Linked DNA regions of Homo sapiens: region 2 is linked to region 1. The links are chromatin loops, found by intact Hi-C in ENCODE. Cell type or tissue: ascending aorta. All regions are shown on one strand. Each heading gives the region's core, and the rest is flanking DNA. Links, peaks and the distances in the headings are about the cores only.

Region 1 (10,560 bases), core at 3,511-8,510:
GTAGTTCTATTTTTTAATTCAATGAAAAATCTCCAAACTTATTTCTGCAGTGGCTGAACTAATTTGCATTCCCACCAACACTATATAAGCATTACCTTCAAGTACATAATTTTAAAAAATCTTCACAAGAATCCTGTATATCAAGAGCAAGTATTTCTTCTTACAATTGAAAACAGACCCCAAATAAAGAGTGTCTTGTCAAATGTTCCTCATTCACTCTGAGCTTATTATTGGGTAGTAAGTTGCTATTCCCTTTTTATAGGTGCACTTTTATAGAGATAGTTGATTACTTCTTTTCATGCTTCGAAAGCTAAAATACTTTTTTACAAAATTATTCACGTCTTCCCAAAGAAGTTTCTAAAGAGAATGTAATACACCCTAGTAATTCATCCTAAGAATTAAGAATTAAGAGTGCAGGTATAAACAGAACAATGATCAGGCTGTTATCCATGTCCCTAGATACTGTTTTACCCAATGAGCCACCCCACGGCCCCTCATCAAGGTTATTGGGAAAGAGCCCTCACTGGGAATCTGAAAGAGGCTTCTCTCTATATCCCCAGCATCACACGTTCTTACCCTTCCAACGCACCTTCCTCACTACGGTGGGTGTTCACTTTCTTTTTTTTTTGAGACTGAATCTGGCTCTGTCACCCAGGCTGGACCAGGTTGGGAGGTGCCTTCATCTCAGTGGTGGGTGTCAGTTGGGAGCACAGCCAACCTTCCTGCCCCCCCCCCTCACTCACGGACACCCGTAGTGAGCAGGATGCCCATGGCACTGATTGCTGTTGGGGATGCGGAGATGGGGGGAGAGTCAAGGAGCGATCAGCCTCCCCCAGAAATCTGATGTGCACATGGAAAAGCCACAGGGCTGCGTGTTCATCTGTTCCTCCACCAGTTTCTTCAGACACCAGCACAGTCTTTATTTCCTTCATGACATCACTCTAGTTGTAATTACGTGTGTATCTGGGTGTTTACTGCCTTTATTGTCTGTCTGCCTCACTAGAATGTGAGCTCCATGAGCACAGAGTGCTCCTGACTTGTGTTCACTGGTGAACGACTTTTGCTTAGCTCAGTGCCCGGTGTGAATATTTGCTGAATAAATCAATTAAGTGAATAAATGTATCAGGCAGGATACAGAGGAAAAAACTGGGTAGAAGAAGGGGAGCAGGCAGAGAGGGCTTTTTGGTGGAGGTGACATCTGGGCTTGAAATATCAATAAACGTTTACAAGGAAGACAAATTTGGGAATGAGGGGTGGTCACAGCTAGGCACATTCTTGGGAGAAGATATGGAATGTACAAAGCAGGCAATAAGACTAGTCATGTCAGCAAGTGGATAATGAGCGTTTTGCACACTTTGCTATGGAACTGACCTTCACCTAATGGCAGTGACTAAAGGGTCCCTTATGCATAGAAAGAAACGTGAGTGAGTGTTCAGGGTCCACATCCAGACTCAGGTAGTGACCCTGCCACCGATACACCATTGGTACTTGGACAGGCAATATTATCCCTTCCATCCTCAAGGTGCCTCAACTATAAAAGGAGGCAAGTATGCCTGAGCGTTGAATGTAGTTGGGTCATTACAAAGATTTCTTGAAAACCTGAAGTCCATTTTTTGGGCGTTGTGAGCTATGAGCTTACACACAGCCCGCCACCCTACATTGCTAATCTTGTGGGGTGTTTTCCTTTGTTTTTAAAACAGGAAATGGAAGACAGTGGCACAGTGCCCAAACTCAATAAAGTTTCATTGTTTTATTTCATTTTGAGAAAATTAATACTCATGAAAAAATTTCTATTTTCAAATTAAATGGATGACAATACGCTTTGTCTTTCCTCATCCCCATTCAGTCAAGAGAGATTAAAAATATTCAAGAACAACATACTTATTTGAAAAACATATCAATCTGCCAAGCAGAGACTTGTAAAGTTGGGAAAAAAAGTGCATCATGGACATGGCTAAATTTTCTAGAATGAGACAGACTAGGAGGGAACCCGATTCTGTATCCTGTGGATCACTGATGTGACAAAATTGGCTAAATAATTTATAGCTTCTTTTAGCCTAGTAGATTCAATAATACCCTAACAAAATATGAGGAGAAAAAAGAGGAAATTCATGGTATTTTCCAAAGTACACATGGTCATTCATTTTTAGGACAAAGAACGAATGGAAATTCACTTATTCCCAAAGACAGCAGGGAGAGAAGAGATATGAGAACTAAGACAGCTAATAACACAGCCATTATAATACATGACATTTGATTAACTGCAACTTCAGACAAAATAATTTACTTCTCTGAGCTTTAATTTGGTGATCAACTAGACAAAAGAAAAGGAATTGATACCTATATACCTGTTATATCTGTAGGAAAAATGTGTGATAGATTCGCTATTATAGGTGTTAGGTTTGATTTTTCTTTTCTGGTTGGGAAGAAGAGAGAAAAGCATCCCCCTGAGCTGCAAAGAGGTGAAAATCCTGTCTTAACACCCAGACGGGGGTGCTGAGAGGGTCGCTCAGTCACCATCGGCACAAATACACATCAGGCCAAGCAGCTAAGGGAAGAGCAGGGCTTTTCTCAGAGCCGTAAATTGCCTCAGAGGAAATCCAGCTCCTGAAACCGTCCAGCCTAGTAGCTTCTGGTTTATCCCCTCCTCTTCATACTTCCAGTTCATCTTTCAAAGTGCAATTCACAGGCAAAGACACGCACACACACACTTTGATACACATGTATGCACCTGGCCAGCAGTGTGTGGGTGTTAATAAAAACAGGGCTCCTTCCTGCCCAATTCAACACCGATGATACACACCGCAGGCTGTTCCCTTCCAGAGAGGTGGAAAATAGGCTTATTATAGTAATTATTGTCATCATTACTATTTTTTTTCTCACCTCTAAACAAGTTTCAGAGAAATGGTACATTGCATTTAGGGTACAAGTATGTTCACATGATTCTAAGTATTGCATAGTTATATTTCAATCCTAAGGATTTATTTGGCAGCCCTAGGATCTAGCTGTCTGCCTCCAATTTATCAATCCACAGGGAAGCTGATGACAGTAAAGCTCCCCTCTTCAGCCCCGGGGTTAAGGCATTTGCCAGGCTGACAGCTAGTATGGCTGAACACTTCTTAGGCTCTCCTTTTTATATCTGTTTTTGGGTCTACTTCCTCTGTTAGACTACGGATTCCTTGATGGTAGTCACCAATGAATGTTTAAATTTATCTAGATTCCTGGCACAACACCCCTACTGCTATCTACAGGAAATGTTAACTGTCAGCCTCCACTTGAGCAAATCCAGGTCTCAGGTTTATTTAAAATATTGTGAACTTTGAATCCACAAAAGCCCTTATGTCTACTGAGGCTATCAAAGTTGAAGATAATACAGACCGCATCTGATGGATGGGGAACTGACTTCATCTTCAACGTTCTAACTCAGAAGCCAAGAAGAACGCTTTCAAGACCAGCATGGCCCATGCAAAGCTAGAGGAACAGAAAGTGCCTGACTGTTTTGGGCAACTGGATTCTGCCTGAGCTCTGCACAAATGTGCCTTTGTCTCACTCTCTCTGGGAAGCTACAGTGAGCCCTAAGCGGCCCTGTTGCCTACCTGGCCTTCACTGCTGTGTCTGCTTTCATTTAAGTTTTAACAGCCTCTCCCACCTCCAACTCTGGCAGTAGCCGGTCTCGCCTATCTACAGGCACAGCTCCTGTTGGATTTCTCTTCATGGCAACAGCTCTCAGCAGGTGCTGGGTGGCTGTTCCTCCCCTCTGCCCCTTCAAGCCATCTGGTAGGTGTCACTATTGCCCGTGGCTTCTCTAATACTACCCACATCACCGGAAATGGTCCTTTCATAAACTCTCTTCAATCACCTCACTGGTCGCACCATGTGTTTCCTGCCAGGAATCTGATGGATTGACCAGCGAGTGAAAACACGGGGACAGGGCAGAAATGTGGACCTCAAAAAAGGATCGGAGCTCGGGCTGGTGTGAGCTACTAGGAGCTGGCTCCAGCACATCCCTGGCTTCGTCCTGTACATCACAGTCTTTCCATCATGTTTCAGCCCTCGAGTGAAGCACCCTGTTTAAGGCCACCGAGGCTATAAGAAATTTAAAATGTTATATTGAAATAATAAAGACCAACATCAATCTGAGAGAGCTCTGTTATCTGGCAAATGGGGTTGAAACCAATTTCTCAATAGCTGGAGAAGAGGAAGTTTTGAACGTTTACTGCTATGACAATGATTAAATGCAATAGACCACTTCTTATGACTCAAACAAGATCTAGAATCTTAGCTCCATGACAGTAATGTGGGGACAAAGGGAATCCTGCGGCAGTCTTATGGGTAAAAAGAGTAAGAAAAGTTAAAGCCGATTCTCAGAGCCTGTTACAGCTGCCACACACCTTGGTGAAAGGGACCCTGATTCCGGCCCCAGTGGTCACAAGGTCACACTGCGAGATGTTTAGGGACAGTCCTCTTGTGACATGAGCACAACCCACATCTCAAATGTAGACACGGAAAGGTGCCATTTACATTTTTTTCCTCTTGTCTGAAAATAATGTGAACACTGAGTTGGGACAGAAAATGGCTCAGGTTCAGGATCTCAAAAGCAGAGCTGCCAACCCACACTCTCTAGTTGGCTCAGGCTGGTGATATCATTTCCTCACTTTCATGAGCTCTAAAATTTACTCATAAATGCACAGGGAGTAAATTTTTAAAAGGGGAAATGAATGAAGAAATTATACCCCCTCAGAGACAAAAGTAGACTTGTATACTTGATGTCTTCCCTAAGCCAATTTAAACATTGCTTTTTCCCATGCCAAACTTTCTTTGCCAAGAGGCACTGCCAGATGTACTAATGAACAGAGCACCGAAGGCCGATTAAAATCAGAGGATTTATAAACTGACATTTTAGATTTCTGGTCTTTGGTTCTGAACTTCTTTTTTTTTTTTTTTTTGCACAGAGCCTTTTGTTTGATTTGTTTTTAATCAACAGTCTGATCCTTCTTGCAAACACCAGTTCCTGAGATTAAAACGTCTTCTCTCACAACAGCAATTACCTTTCAGAATTAAGTGAGGAGGAATCATGAAGCTCCCGGATTGCTTTACTCTAATTGAGAATAAACTAATTTCTAACTTTACTTGGAAATGTAAGTTATATTCTGCATAAGTGTGTATTAAAATGTTTAAAAAATAAAAGCAAAAACCTTTTAGAAGGCACTTTATTGAAAAATATCAGTCCAGTGCAAAAATTTCTATTCACTTTAAGCAAGCACTAGTGAGGAGATAAGGTAATTAAGTAAATTAGAAAAATGTTGGTGAATAAATATTTTCCTGATTAGAATGCAACTATTACAGGAATTTATGATGACATAGAAAAAGTTAGAAATGAACTTTCTTTATTTTTGTGGTTCTGAACAAAAATGTAAAAGGCATTAGAAAGCTATGTATTGAATTTAAAAAAGTATGATGAAGACTAAAGAGATGGGGGAGAGCTGTAAGCGAAGACATCTTTGAAAGTCTGGTTTAACTTACAAATTATTATATGTGTGTTTCACACAGATGGGGCAGGGGGCAGGCCGCAGTAAAAGCAACCCAGTAAGTTGCAAGTGGTAGAGGATGGAGGAAAAACAAATATCTTTCAAGCACATACCATATGCCAGACACTTGACTTAAATGGGCCCACTGAAGCCTCATGATAATATTACAAAGTAGGTATAATTATCTCCATTTTTGTAAGTGAGGAAATTGAGGGCCAGAGAGCATGAGAGACTTCTCTTAGTTGATCCAATCAGTAAGAAGCAAGGGCTTCAAACTGAGGTCTGAGTCACTCTAAAGCCTGTCCTCTTCCCACAGTCCACGTGGCTTTGGTATTCGAAGTTAATGCCAAGTGTGGGGAGGAATTTCAGCCTTCTCTACCATCTGACTTCATAGCAGAAACACACTGACGGCAGATATGTCCCAGAAACTGGAGGTGGCCAAATGAGACACTGCTGAGGACCTCTAACAGAGGGTGCTATTGGTTTACTTTGCCAGATAAATGCAAGCACAAGATTGCATTCTACACTCTACAGGGATGCAACAGGATCTATGGCACACAACACATATTTCTTGTCAAGTACTCTGAATGCATGTGTGAAAGGTTTGAAATGGTTCATCCATTCATCTTTTTAAAAAAAAATTTTTTTTTGAGACAGGGTCTTGCTCTTGCTCTGTCGCCCAGGCTGGAGTGCAGTGGTGCAATCTTGGCTCACTGCAACCTCCACCTCCTGGGTTCAAGCAATTTTCCCATCTCAGCCACCTGAGTTGGGATTACAGACATGTGCCATCATGCCTGACTAATTTTTGTATTTTTTTTAGTAGAGACAAGTTTCCACCATGTTGGCCAAGCTGGTCTTGAACTCCTGAACTCAAGTGATCTGCCTGCCTCAGCCTCCCAAAGTGCTGGGATTACAGGCATGAGCCACTGTACCTGGCCTCATCCACTCATCTTGACACCCATCCTCTGAAAGAATGGACGTATACATATCCTCTGATCACAGTGGGATAAAACATAATTTATTTGACTGATCTTAGTTACTGACTTGTAAGTCGATATTATATCTGAGAGAGCTTGAGGGGTGGATAATAATCACTTTTGACATATGAAATCAAATACTGTAATGAAACTGCCCTTCTTAGTAAGGAAAGTGAAGGAGCATCCACATTCTAGTGACCACAGGGGTTCAATGAATAAATTAAGTGGACAGGTAAGTGGGTCAAAGGCCTTCTAAATTTAAATCTACACACATTCTTAACTTGTTATTGTTCTAAGCTTCTTTCTATAATATTCCACTGTTTATGATGAATTTTTCAGGAATGTAACACTGTGATCATCACTGAATCTTGTAACATATCTGTCACAGTATTTACACAGGCAGATGGATTTGGAAAATCAGAAGAGTGATGCTGCTCTAAGAGATATGTGTCCATGTGCATTGAGATCTAACCTAGTGGAGTGACTCAGGAGAAAGGGGGGCTTGAGTGAGGTACACCTAGGACCCCCACCTGACACCCATGACTTCAGTGGGAGGCTGTGGCCTGAGGTGCACTAGATGGGTGCCTGTGAGAATCAAGAGAGAACATCTGGGCAAAAGCTCAGCCATGTGCTGGGAACCTGTCTGAGGAGGGGGTGGAGAGAGACAGCCAGCTGCATAGGTGTCAGGGCTTTGAAGCATCATGCTTACCATATCCAGCTTTGATTGGCAAAATGGAGATGACTGTGGCACAAGTAATGCCACAGAATCCTAGGTCAAGAACTCTAACTTAATAAGGGGACCTAGTGTGGAAGAGAGATAGGAGCGCTTAATCATTTTATTCCCTCTCTAAGGATTCAATTAAGAACCAAGATGGATTTAAACATGCAATAAAGCCAAGAATGAATCTAGCTTTGATGAAATGGAAGAAAAAAGGAAAAGGATAAATCAGATACATTTTCATAAACCATTTTGTTCCTACGAAAATAGGAAATATCCATGCCTGGGAGAAGCGGTCTTCTACCTATGACTATAGCTCAAATGTTTCTGTTAGGAAGACATCCCTCGGGCAAAGTCTTCCAAAGCAGGATGATCACTTCTTTTCTGTTAAGAAAGTGACAAAATGTTTTACTTTTTCACAAAGCAAGTCACACTCACCAAAATGCATGATTCATCTATCCACTTGGAATTGTCATACAGAAGACAGTCCCTTTGTTCTATAATCTAAAATTAATAAGGAGAAAGAACCATAAAAAAGTTCACACAGTTTCACTCTCCTAGTGAAGATCTAAATGTTTTAGAGTAGCACTTCCAAAAGATAATCATCCATCCTACTTTATCAAACTACGGAGATATGTTTGGCTTACTTTAAGGATACTACACATGAATATAACAAGAAGTGTAGTAACTCTTAAGAGGTAAAAGAGGAAAAAAAGGTGAGATTTGCTTCCATGATTGAACTTCTAGAGGAATTACTATTCATGGTAGATTTGATTCCTGTTATCTGTCAATGTACTCACCCAAAATCAAAATATCTTTTATAATCAAAACATGTTGCATCTCATTGGACAAGACCCACATCCCTACTTCTGAAACATATGGTCACAAAATCCTGATGGATCATTTTGTTTCCACAAAGATGGTTAAAAGGCTCTTTACACAAATAATTGACATGATGGAATAACGCTCTTCCTTCACCTTGAACTGTGTTTTCAAACAGCCTAACTGCCATGGCTTAAAAGGGTGAATTTAATGGACTAATGAAATGTAGCAAAGGATGGAAACAAAGGTCCCTATGTTTGGAAATGGTATCAAATGCTTGTAATTTTCTGAGTTCAGACATGCACACACCTATCTTCATCATTTCAGAGCATGGGAGATGCATGCATAAAAAGACTGATTTTCACCAAAGCACAACAGCTCAAATATCTCAAGTGTATATAAAAGACAAGAAGGTTTATATGATCTATATGAGGCTTGACATACAGATAAAAGTAAGAACTTAATCCAATAGTCACTAGTTGGGAGTTATATTTTTCTTGGAAAAGTCTTACAAGGGAGTAGAAAATAAAATGTTTTAGACAAAGAAACAGAGAACAAACTTGTTTCTTCAACAAGCCTTGGCAATAAATTACTCCCCAAGTGAAGACATTGTCATTGTGAGGACCAAAATCTGTAACAGGCAGAAAAATAGGGTTCACTGGCCGAAGTCACCCAAATCAGAAGGAACTGTGGTGGACTGGAATGGAGAGAATTTTCCAGCCAATGTCAGGGAAGCTGCCATTCCTAAATGTTCTTTCCAATTAATCACTTTTTCATACCAAATGCCAGAGTCCTGGGTTATAAGCGAACAGGGCCAATTTGGCCATTTAAAGTTGCCAGGTTCTTTTGTAAATACTGGTGGCCTGTGGCAATTAAAACCAGATGGGATACAAAAATGAGAGCAAGTCTGAGAAGAAGTTCTGTTAAAAGTGCAGCCATTTTTTAGCAGTCACACACTGGCTTCTCAGGAAGCTCCAGGAAGTCTTTTCTCTGTCCTCCAGCTCTCCTGTAAGAACCTTCCATGAAAGGTTCCCGCTGAGGTGCATGTAACAATGTCTTGAGGCAGCCACATCTCACTTTCTACTTAGAGAAGGCCAAGAAAACTCCCTCGAGTGCCTTCTTTTAAATCATGTTAAGCAGGTGAAGATACAAATTTTTAACTTATTCCAGTTAAAAGAAAAAAATACCTGTAGAGAGATATATATGGTGCTACTTTGGTCTTGCTTTGGAAACTGCCACTTATTAATAATATACCAATGAATGAGCTCTTCTAGGTGAAACTTGCCTCCCCAAACTGTAACATTTCATGAATGGCCTTGCAGGGTCCCTCATCCATCAGGACTCCCAGCAGTCACAGACACTGTTGTATCAAACATCTATATACACATTTCTAATTACAGCCTCCATAGAATGAAAAATATAATTGGTTTCAAGGTCTTAGGTTACTGTTGCCTTGTTGAAAACTATAAAAGGAATGGTTTCAAAGGAATCCTTTTTCAGGTGGTATTGCTAAAAAGGTAATAATATGAAAATGTTTTTGTTGATGCTGTGGTGGCGGTTGTTTTTGGAGGTACAAAGAAGGCAAGCAAGGAAATGTTTAAACATTGCCCAAAAATGAACTCTCAAGGTCCAGTGACCCAGGCACCTTTGTATATCAAAGTTGATACTTCCCAAAGCACGTTGCAAGAACATTTATCCACAAGAAGTCCCTAAAAAGGGGTTCCAAATTCAAATAAGTTTGAGGAATGCCATTCATGATACGCCCCTTTTGGAAACTCACAAGGCTTAGAGCAACATAAAGGCTTTGTGAAGCCCCCCAGTAAAGAAATATGTTTAACTTTTTGAAACCTAGTGCTTGTGAAATGCACAACTGTAGAATCTTTATTTAGAGTAACCTTACTTAATGGTCTGTATGATGCTGTGACATATTTTGAGAAATGCTGGTACAAACTGCTCTAGCAGAATGAAATTAAGAAAAGTTCTCACTTCAGGAGTTTCTATAACCTACTCCCCAAAAATCAACGCGCTCTCTGGCAAACACAATTTCACTGATCTCAACTATAGCCATCACGCTACAGTTGAAATACATTTTCTGGGGCCAGAGGCGGTGGCTCACACCTGTAATCCCAGCACTTTGGGAGGCCGAAGCAGGTGGATCACCTGAGGTCAAGAGTTCAAGGCCTGACCAACATGGTGAAACTCCGTCTCTACTAAAAATACAAAAATTAGCCAGGCATGGTGGTGGACGCCTGTAATCCCAGCTACTCAGGAGGCTGAGGCAGGAGAATCGCTTGAATCCGGGAGGCGGAGGTTGCAGTGAGCTGAGATCATGTCATTTGCACTCCAGCCTGGGCAACAAGAGCAAAACTTGGTCTCAAAAAAAAAAAAAAAAAAAAACATTTTCTGCTGTTCAGCCCTTTGTAGAGATGAAGAATAACTGATGGCCATTTTCTACACTAAAAATCACTATACATTTAGAGAACTTTGTTAAGCCATCTATCTGCATAGTGGTGGC
Region 2 (10,560 bases), core at 1,816-6,815, 98 kb after region 1:
TTCTGTTTTTTCTCACTTGTCAATCTGTCTTTTGTTACAGGGCTCTGTCCCAACTGAGAACTATGAAGGATAGAGAAACAAAATTATTTTTTCCTCCCCTACACTAGGTCTAGCCTGCCCTAAAGACACCTTAGGATGGGCAGAATGAGCCCCAAATATCATGTGCTCTACTGCTTACATTATGTCTAATTCCCAAGAATGTCTGCTTCGGGCTGAAGAAAAAAAAAAGCATCATCTAAACTATAAAAAGCTATTTAAAGCTGTACTTCTAATTATAATTTCTCTCTTATCCCATCTTCACTAGTTCTCCAGGATATGTTTCCTACAGTTCTCCCAAAGCTTACCAGAAATAAAATCAATCTACTAGGGGTTGGTGTGTATGGCATATTGGCTGAAAGGGATGCACGGAATTTTACCATGCTGCACACTGTCAGTAAATGGCACACAAACAAGGCTACCAAGTTCAGACAGAACTGCAATGGGGTGGTCAAGAAAAGCTTCCTTGAGAGGCTGAATTCTGACCCAGCTATGCAGGAAGAGGAAGGTTTAGATGGGGAGAGATGTGTGCGTTTTCCTAAGAGCAAGGATTTGCACAGCCAAGAACATTAAAGGCAGAGACAAGAGCAAAAATAATATAATCCCTATTTCCTGTGTGTTGAGACATAAAGGCATTGCATTTTCCTTCTGCCTAACCATTGCACGCTCATTTTATCTTTGATCTAAAGTAATTAAAAGTATATCCTGGCTCCTGAATGAGCCACAATGCTAATGAGGTAGTGCCATTAGCATCAGGATTCAGTCGGGAAGTAATTACTTCTATGTACATTTTGGCTTCTTTGCTGAAATGTGGGAATGTGACCAGGTGATTATGGAACTATTTTAACAGGGTTTGGTGCAGATGCTTTCATCTGGAAACACAGACTCCAGGAATCTTAAACCACTTGGGAACAGACATCCATAAAAACAATTATTTTTATACTCTGGGGCTAGAATCAGCTTCCTGGAGTTTACTGTTAATTCTTTCAATGCCATTCAATGTGGGTATTTTTTGATATGCTTTCACTTGCATGCTGTAATTTCTCTTTCCAGAACACCATTTTGTTGGGGGTGATGAAGGATTTGGTTGGGGGCAGCGGTGGGTAAAGAGAAAAGAATGAGGTAAAATCAAATATAAAAAACAGCTGGCATGGGGAGGGGAGAAGTACAAAGACAGGATTGAAAGCAGCAAGTGGAAAAACGTATTCTCCCATAGGTGGAAAACAGAAGAAAGTTAACAGTGTTCCAACCCTGAAGAACAGAATGGGTCTGGCCTGGAGCCCTTGGGTCCTATGGGGACAGTCAGACCTGATGGCAATCAATTACGAGGCAGAAGATGAACTCCCTGCAAAATGGTTGCTTTTCACCTCGTGGATGTCAAGAGGTGGCTTGGGAATAGGTTGGGGACTGTCCTGGTTTTAGAACCATGCTGGAGGGCTCACTCAAGCCCCTTCCTTGGATCTGCTTCTGCCCCCACTACTACCATGTTGGTTCGCATGAAGTCCCTAAGTCATAAATGTGATCTAGCTAACATATTTTCGGCATTTCCTTCCAGAAAAAAAGCTTGCTTAGCTACTATATAAAATTTATTGCAGAATCTTCCTTCAAGCTGTCTTTACTCCTGCTCCCTGCCAGCCCCTTCAACCCTTGTGTCCATCCACTCCCCAAGCATCTCCCCCGCCTCTGCTCTTCAGCTCCAGGCATCGCGTCCTCTACTATGAGGCTACAAAGTCCAGAGTGTTACAATGACCCTCAGCACCATCCTTTCTCCTCTTTGAAGATCTCTTCTGATAGCCACTAGCCCTTCTCCCACTGAAGTCCTGATTTTAAGAGCAAGGCAGTGGAAGACAGCACTGAAACCTGGAGGATTTTGCAGACTTTTCCATTATCCTTGGGTTGGCCTCTGCACATGTGGCCATCGTCCTTTCTTACTGATCCTGTTCTTCAACCATGTTCTCTTTCTCTTATCCCTCTTCCACATCCTCCCGCAGTCTCATCCGTATGAACCACCCTTCCTTGTCTGCTGTGCACTACCTGTCCACATTTTTCACCTGCCACAGCACTTAAAAACTGAAGTTTAAATACGGTCCTCTCTCCCGCTTTTCTACACTACAAGGTCTTTGAGGCTGGAGAGCCACAGTGTTTTTTGTTTCTAGCCCCTTGACACACAGAACCAAGTCAGACACTCAAATTTCTGGTGAATACTTACTCATGGAAGACATGTAGTGAACCCCTGCTGAGAAACGAGGTACTCTGAGGAGACACAAGATGTCCTCATTCAAGGAATATTGCTTAAGATCTTTTCATATGCCAGGCAGTGTGCCCAGTACTGTGGGATATGTCAGGGAAGGAAACAAGACAAGCCTTGACCTCCAGAAGGATACAACACACAAATGCATACAGAAAATGTGATAACAGCTAAAACAGAAAAGCACAGAATTGCAGAATGAATATATAATGAGGTGCTCTGATTCACTTTGCTTTACTCTGGTACTGTGCCTGGCACAAGATTTTAATAAATGAATGAGTGAATACAGCCAGGGAATGATAAATTAAAGAAAGCTACCACAAAACTTAATGCACTTTATTTATTAAATAAATGCACATGAACAGCGCAGAGCAAATGTCTCTTATAATAGACACCAAAAGTCAGAGGAACAAATAATTTGTCGAAGTCACTTCAGAGATCATCCAAAACACTAGCTCTTAACCACTGAGCCCCCTTTGAAAATCTAAAAACAAACCAATATTGCACACAATGGAATTCTCTAAAGCCCATTGACTCCCAGTTTTAAAGTATTTTACCCATAAAGCCCACTTCAGGACAGAGCCACAATGCACATTTCCAAACAGTGCTTCAGGATACCCAAAGTCAACACCAACTGCTGACTGGCAGGTCCTTGGGAAAACTTGCGTTTGTTAAATACATTCTAAAGACAAGATATTTTCCATGCCAGAAGCACACACAAACCCAAATATCAACCTAGAATGTACCGTCTTGAGCCCTTAGGCTAACCTGTTTTTATATAATAGGAGATAGAGCCTCTGCAACAAGAGAGATTCCCAAAGTTTGAAGCTTTGCAGTTGAAATGAGCATCTAAAATCAAGGGCCAAGTCCCAACAAAATTTCGTCTCGATTTTCTTCTGAGAAAATGAAGTAATTTCTTATTCTCCTAAACATAGGAGTATAAGAAAATATTGTTTTGTCAAGAGAATATCCTTTCAGACTAGTTCTACAACGAGAGAAAAATCACCAAGAAAGGATATTGAACAAGAGTCAAATGCCAAGATGAAGAATATATTTTTAAATACTGTTTTTGTTTATTTTTGCACTATATATCAGAAAACAAAATACTCTATTCCATCTATAACACACTCAAAAAGCAAGTATAATAAGAGGCAATTAAATTTCAATATTTGGAGAAAAGTTTCAGAGATTGGCAACAGTGTTGCAGTGGGGTGATGTTGTCAGACTGCCTGGATTCAAATGCTGACATCACCAGGTGTGACCTTAAGCTAATGGCATTTGGCTTCTCAGAGCCTCAGCCAGTCTTCTGCAAAATGGAAATAATAAAAATTTTAACAACAACTTCATAGGGCTGTGTGTATATTAAGTGAGATAATTCACTTAAAAAAGCTTCAGAGCAATACCCAGAGAGCTAAGAAAAACAAAACAATACATTGGGTAAGAAAGTGAAAAGGAAGAAAAGAAAAAATATTTCCACATTAACACAAATAAGAAAGAACAATACATTTCCATGTTCCACTTTTAAAATACAAGTACATTCAGATAAAAATTTTGAAAAAAAAAATTCACAGATTTTCTAAATAAACAGAAAAAACTGGAAAAGAAATCAGAAAAAAATCCCACTTCCATAAGCCTCTCTCTCTTTTCTCTGGCCTTCTTTCCTGGGTAGGAACAAGATGCCAGATGGTAATGCACCAATCACAACTTGACAACACTTTTCTAGATATGCCTCTGCTTTCCAAAATGTGTTTAAAATTTGTTTAATGCCTTTATATTTACAGGTGTTTTAAAAGGCTTTTAATAATTCGTCTTACTCTTTACTGTGCACTAACCTGTAGGATAGGTTTCTTGAGGTTGCTATAGGAGTTTAACTATAGAGATGAAAACAGGGAAAAGCCTAAAGTGCTTTCCAATCGCAGAACATGAGTCTCACCATCATTTGAGAGAAAATAAAGCCGAGAGAAAATCCATAGCACATGGGAGGCAAACACCTTGCCAAAAAGTGAAATGACCAGCCAAAGTTAGGTTGTTCTGATACTGCTATACCCTGTTAGACTCACTGGTAATGGGTCTCTATCTGTCTCTAGTCAAACAATCAGTACGTAGAGTCTATTTCTGTTTTCTCGTTTGTTTCCCTCTTTTCTACTGAACAGCGTTCTTTAATCAAGCAGCTGCCACAATCTAACTGGCTTTCAGACTGAGCTACTCCAAACACAGCCTGAACCACTTTGCCGGGGTCTGCAGGAAATCTCCAGGCCTGTTAGGACACAGCAGATCTTTTGTAAGTCACTTTGGCTGCTCTTGCTCCCAGCTGCATGCCAATTAGTCTGCAGGCTGCTCTTTCCTTGCAGCCATTGGAACCACACTCCTATTTCAGGGATCTCTCAGGAAACATGTGGCTGAGAAACCAAATAAGGCGGATGCCTAGTATTTGTCATCAACCTAGATCACAAATGTCCTTGTCATGATCTACCTGAACCTTTAGAAGATGATTTTTAAAGAAGGATATATATATATAAAATATATATATCCTTATATATAATATATATAAAATATTGTATATAATGTATATATATTTATATTTATTATACTTATAATTTTTTATATTTATATTTATATTTTTATATTTATGTTATAATTTTTATATTTATATTATTTTTATATTTATATATTTATAATTTTATATATTTATAAATATGTATTTATAATTTTATATATTATTAAACGTATTTATATTTATAATCTATTTATATTATATATTTATATTAATAATAAATATATTAATACATAATGTATTTATATATAATATAATGTTTATATAATATAAATATATTAATAATATATAAATATATTAATTATATTATTATAAATTATATTATTAATATATAAATATATTAATAATATATAAATATATATAAATATATTAATAATATATAAATATATATATAAATATATTAATAATATATAAATATATATATATTTTTTCCCCCTCAGAGCAGGGTCTCACTCTATCACCCAGGCTGGAGTGCAGTGGTGCAATCATAGCTCACTGCAGCCTCAAACTCCATGGTTCAAACGATCCTCTTGTCTCGACCTCCCAAGTAGCTAGGACTATGGGCATGCACCACCATGCCTGGGTATTTATTATTTTTGTAGAGACAGGGTCTCACTGTGTGCCCAGGCTGGTCTCAAACTCCTGGCCTCAAGCAATCCTTCTGCCTCAGATTCCCAAAATACTGGGATTATCCACTTGAGCCACTGCACAGGGCTACAGTTAATGTTTTTAACAGGTAAGAAAGAAAATGTATTCAGGAACAAGTTTCATGTGATAATTTGGAAAGGGAGACTATAAGGGATTATTAAAGTAAAACAGTCTCTATGAGTTCAAATTTTGCTTTTAGCACTTTGCTTTCCTTTCCTCTTAGACATATTGATTTATACTGTGTACATTATCCTCCATGTGCCAAAACCAAAAATTAAGGATGCTGACCTAGGACGGGTGTTGGTGTCATTGGTTAAACTCAGACCGTAAAACTGCAGCTGGCACTACATTTCTAACATTGTTATAACAAAGTGAGGAGGACTGAACAGTTGAAGCAGATGTTGGAGATGTTCAGGGATTTGGGGCCCAGAGGCAGGACTTTAAAAAGCTGCTGAAATTCCTCATCCAATTAATTGGCAAAGAGCTCTGAGAGTCACTTTAAAGAGCAACCCTGGCTGGGTGTGGTGGCTCATGCCTGTAATCCCAGCACTTTGGGGGGCCAAGGCAGGCAGATCATGAGGTCAGGAGATCGAGACCATCCTGGCTAACACAGTGAAACCCCGTCTCTACTAAAAATACAAAAAAAATTAGCCGAGCATGGTGGTGAGTGCCTGTAGTCCCAACTACTCGGGAGGCTGAGGCAGGAGAATGGCGTGAACCCAGGAGGCAGAGCTTGCAGTGAGCCCAGATCGTGCCACTGCACTCCAGCCTGGGAGACAGAGCAAGACTCCATCTCAAAAAAAAAAAAAAAAAAAAAAAAAAAAAGAGCAACCCAGCATCAGCAGGTCATCTTTGGGAAGCTCTTCATCAGGGGACACTGCTCTCCAGCTCTCCAATATAACGCAAACTTCCCCTCAACTACATCCGATGTGGAAGAAAGTTCCCCAAATTAACCAGCCTGCTCACTTCAGGGTGTTTATCTTACATTATGTTGAACAACCACTAACACTGTGGTCGTATATGTGTGCAAACCACTTTTTATGTAAAACACTCATTAAAATATTCAAATGTTCAAACAGGCTAACACCTCAAGAAAACATCTAACCACAACATGTGCTGTCTTAATAAGAATTAATTATTTTCCCAATCTATCACCTTCCATTTACCAATGCAGCAATTACCAAACAACAGTGTTAAAGGTCCCTTTACGCTAAAATATTACTGAGAAAAGAATTTGTAAGTGTATGATATCTAAGAGAAAAGTTTTTAAAAATTTATTAATGCATTAAAATAATCTATTGTCTATTAAAACATTTTATTTTAAAAATCTATATTTCTTAAAATGAAGAAAATTAGTGAAAAGAATATAATTTTAAAGAATATTTTTGAAAATCTCTTTAAATATCTGGCTTAATCCAGGAGAATAGAAGCTGAATTCCCATATTTCCTTCTACATTCAATCTGCTGCTATATGTTATTCTAGTTGAAGTATATGAGGAAAATCTATCCTTGCTCAGATGCATTATAGTTGGAAAAGTGAGGAGTATCTTAACAGCTTTCCAGATAATTGCAGACATCCTTTGATACTACAATATTCAACAAGTGGTAGTTTCTTGAAGCTTATTGGTGATGTCGAATCTACTGGTCTACCTTCAACTTGAATGAATCTTTTATCCATTGCGATAGTTAATTTTATGTGCCAATTTGTCTAGGCTACGGTGTTCAGTTGTTTGTTCAAACACCAGGCTAGACGTTGCTATGAAGGTATTTTTTTTAAGGCGTGACTAACATTTAGATCAGTAGATGGAGTGAAATGGTTCTGTTTTCATAATGTGGGCGAGGCTCATCCAATCAATTGAAGGCCTTAAGAGAAAAAGACTCAGGTCCCCCAAGAAAAAAGGAATTCCGTCTCCAGACTGCAACGTGGAAATGTGGAAATGCTGCCTGACTACCACCCTTGAGACTTAGGATTACAACACCAACTGCTGCCTGAATTTCCAGCCTGCAAGTCTGCCCTGCAGGCTTCAGACTTGCCAGCCTCCACCTAAATAAGCCAGTTCCTTAAAATAAATCTCTCTACATAAACACATACACACACACACACACACACACACACACACACACACACACAGGGAGAGAGAGAGAGAGAGATCCTATTTCTTCAGTTTCTCTGGAGAACACAAACTAATGTTCTCCATCAGTTTGGAGAACATTTGTGTTAGTGGAGAACACTAACACACCGATGCATGATTTTGTAACATCATGCACTGACCATTTGAAAAATATGAGGTCACTGAGTTACATAAATTTGCAAAATGTTTACACATTTCATTACACAATATTCTGAAAATCCTATTTGCTACTATCACATATCACCACCGATCTCATCAAAAGACTTTTGGTAGTGGTAGGCTGTAAAACTCACAATGAAGTCACAAGCTTGAACCAAAATCCAAATGTTTCCTTGAAAACTTGAATTTTAACATTAGAAATAAATACTATTAGGTATTTTCACTGAAGTACCAGGCTCATTCCTCATTTTGAAGAAAAATGCCTATTATGAACACCAAAGTATGAATAACCATAATTACTATGGTGTGAATGTCTCCCCAAATTCATGTGCTGAAAATATAATTTCCAATGCCACCGTGTAGAGAGGTGAGGTGTAACAAGAGATGTGTTGGTCATGAGGGTGGGGCCCTCATGAATGGATTAATGCTGCTATAAGCAGGGCTTGCAGCTGCGGGTTCTCTCTCTCTCCTGCTCTTCCTCATGTAAGGACACAACATTCTTTCTCACCGGAGGGCACAGTGTTCAATGCACCAAGGTAGAAGCAGAAAGACCAGGCCCTAATCTACCAGCACCTTGATCTTGGACTTCCCAGCCTGAAGAACTGTGATAGAATTAATTTCTGTTCTTTATAAATTACCCAGTCTGTGGTATTCTGTTATAGTAGAACAAAATGGACTAAGACAATAGTTTGTCAGCAAAATCTTTCTACCAAAAATGACGTTTTGTTAAAAGAAAAATAGTGGCCAGCGCAGCTTGCAATTCAAACAATCATTTAAGTGCTTTTCCTCATGACATTGTTCTTTGACGTGCAGCAGAAGTGCTTTATGCATATTGCCTGTTCCATCACATGGAATATTAAAAAGACATATACACAGGTGTTGGGATTTCTTTTAAAATTTTTTTTACTGCTTCATTGAGGATATTCTTAAGTGAAAATGGAATTTTTTTAAACCACAAATGTGAGCCAAAACATACAATGACCCCTGGTCATTTGTGCCACTGCTTTAATTCATGATAAAGGGCCAGTTGTTTTACCTACCATTGCTTGTGCACTGTCAGGGCAAATTATCCACACAGTAAAAATCACAAACATCTTTGTGTTACTATAAAAATAGTTTTTACCTCACAGAACCTCCCTAAAAGGATCTGGGGTACCCCCCCTGGATTTGTGGACCACAGTATAAGAACCACAGCACTGACTGGCTCTCTCCCAAACGCACATCCCAACAAGGATCAGAAGTCAAAATTCAAATTAGCAAATGCTGGGCATGATATGTCCCTGGCTCAGACTCCCCAGGGAAAAAGGATGGCCCCAGTGGTCATGATCTTAACACTGGAGTACATGCATCAGGGCCACACAAAGACTTTCCAGAACGAATCTGCCCAGAATCATGCTGCACTCTCAGAAGGAGTACAGTCCAGGAGCCATTTCTAGTTCTGTTTCCACCTTCTCTTTCACATTAGCCCTTACTTTTTCTCTTTTAAAAAATAGTACTTTTTACCCATACTGTTTGACAATAGTACACTGTCCTGAATGATAAATTCTCTCAGGGCACCCAGAAATGGTATAATTAGAAACACTGGTATTGGTGTTGCAAAAGAAAATGACTACATATACTGGAGAAAAATCATTTTGCAAGTGAGATGGTTTCTAACTGAATGCTTTCAACAAAATTGAAGCAGAATTTAATGGAGCCATTCACTGAAAGATCATTAAAAATGATATTTATGAAAGACCAATGAGTCATTTTTTGGCACATAATCCAAAAAAGTTCAAAGAATTAGGAGATTTTTGCTATAACAAGACTCTATTCTCATCTACCCCTATATATGAAAAGGTTTCTCATTATAAGTATATAAATGAAAAAGTGTGACAGCCATGATGGAACTCAGATTCACTCCAGCAATAAATAATAGTTAGCATTTAATACATAAGCTAATTTAAAAACTTATCCATCTCAGTGACATGCATTTCAATAACATTTTATTTTTCACTTTTAATAATTATGGGCATAAAAATAAAGCAAACAGTTACATTGTATTTATTATGGCCCAGGAACTATTCTAAGCACTTTATATATATGAACTGATTTAGACCTCGTAACATTTATATTAGCTTGGCATTTGTATTAGTCCATTCTCATGCTGCTATGAAGAAGTACCCAAGACTGGGTAATTTATAAAGAAAAGAGGTTTAATTGACTCAGAGTTCCACATGGCTGGGGAGGCCTCAGGAAACTTACAATCGTGGTGGAAGACACCTCTTCACAGGGTGGCAGGAGAGAGAATGAGTGCTGAACAAAGGGGAAAAAGCCTCTTATAAAACCATCAGATCTTGTGAAAACTCACTCACTATTATGAGAACAGCATGGGGGAAACCACACCCATAATTCATCACCTTCCATTGGGTCCTTCCCACAACATGTGGGGATTATGGGAACTATAATTCAAGATGAGATTTGGATTGGGACACAGCCAAACTCAGTATTATTATTATTATTATTATTATTATTATTATTATTATTATTATTTTAGAAACAGGGTCTCACTCTGTCACCCAGAATGGAGTCCAGTGGCAAGATTATAACTTCCTGCAGCCTCGAAATCCTAGGCTCAGACCAACCTCCTGCCTTAGCCTCCCCAGTAGCTAAGAGCACAGGTGCATACCACTACAACTGGCTAATTTTTAAAGATTGTTTTGTTGAGATAGAATATTGCTATGTTTCCCAGGCTGGTCTTGAACTGCTGGCTTCAAGGGATCCACCTGCCTCAGGTTCCCAAA

Evidence for each region. Peaks named below come from ENCODE experiments on the same cell type or tissue, not always from the same donor. Only the 100,000 strongest peaks of a DNase experiment are listed, where the experiment ranks them.
Region 2: it touches region 1 in a loop (1.9-fold over the local background); 1 of 110 quality-filtered maps calls a loop at or near these places.

The regions. Positions count from the first base shown.
Region 1 is chr12:29,606,249-29,616,808 of GRCh38, forward strand. The region is part of intron 6 of TMTC1 (transmembrane O-mannosyltransferase targeting cadherins 1); the gene reads right to left. Among named protein-coding and RNA genes, the nearest start is that of OVCH1, 110 kb to the left of the region's middle. In ascending aorta, for the core only: no CTCF peak of the experiment used is centred there; DNase peaks (open chromatin) are centred at 4,603 and 5,893; H3K27ac peaks cover 2,558 bases.
Region 2 is chr12:29,705,725-29,716,284 of GRCh38, forward strand. The region is part of intron 5 of TMTC1 (transmembrane O-mannosyltransferase targeting cadherins 1); the gene reads right to left. Among named protein-coding and RNA genes, the nearest start is that of TMTC1, 73 kb to the right of the region's middle. RefSeq lists an enhancer at 4,305-4,849. In ascending aorta, for the core only: no CTCF peak of the experiment used is centred there; a DNase peak (open chromatin) is centred at 4,557; H3K4me3 peaks cover 652 bases; H3K27ac peaks cover 1,480 bases.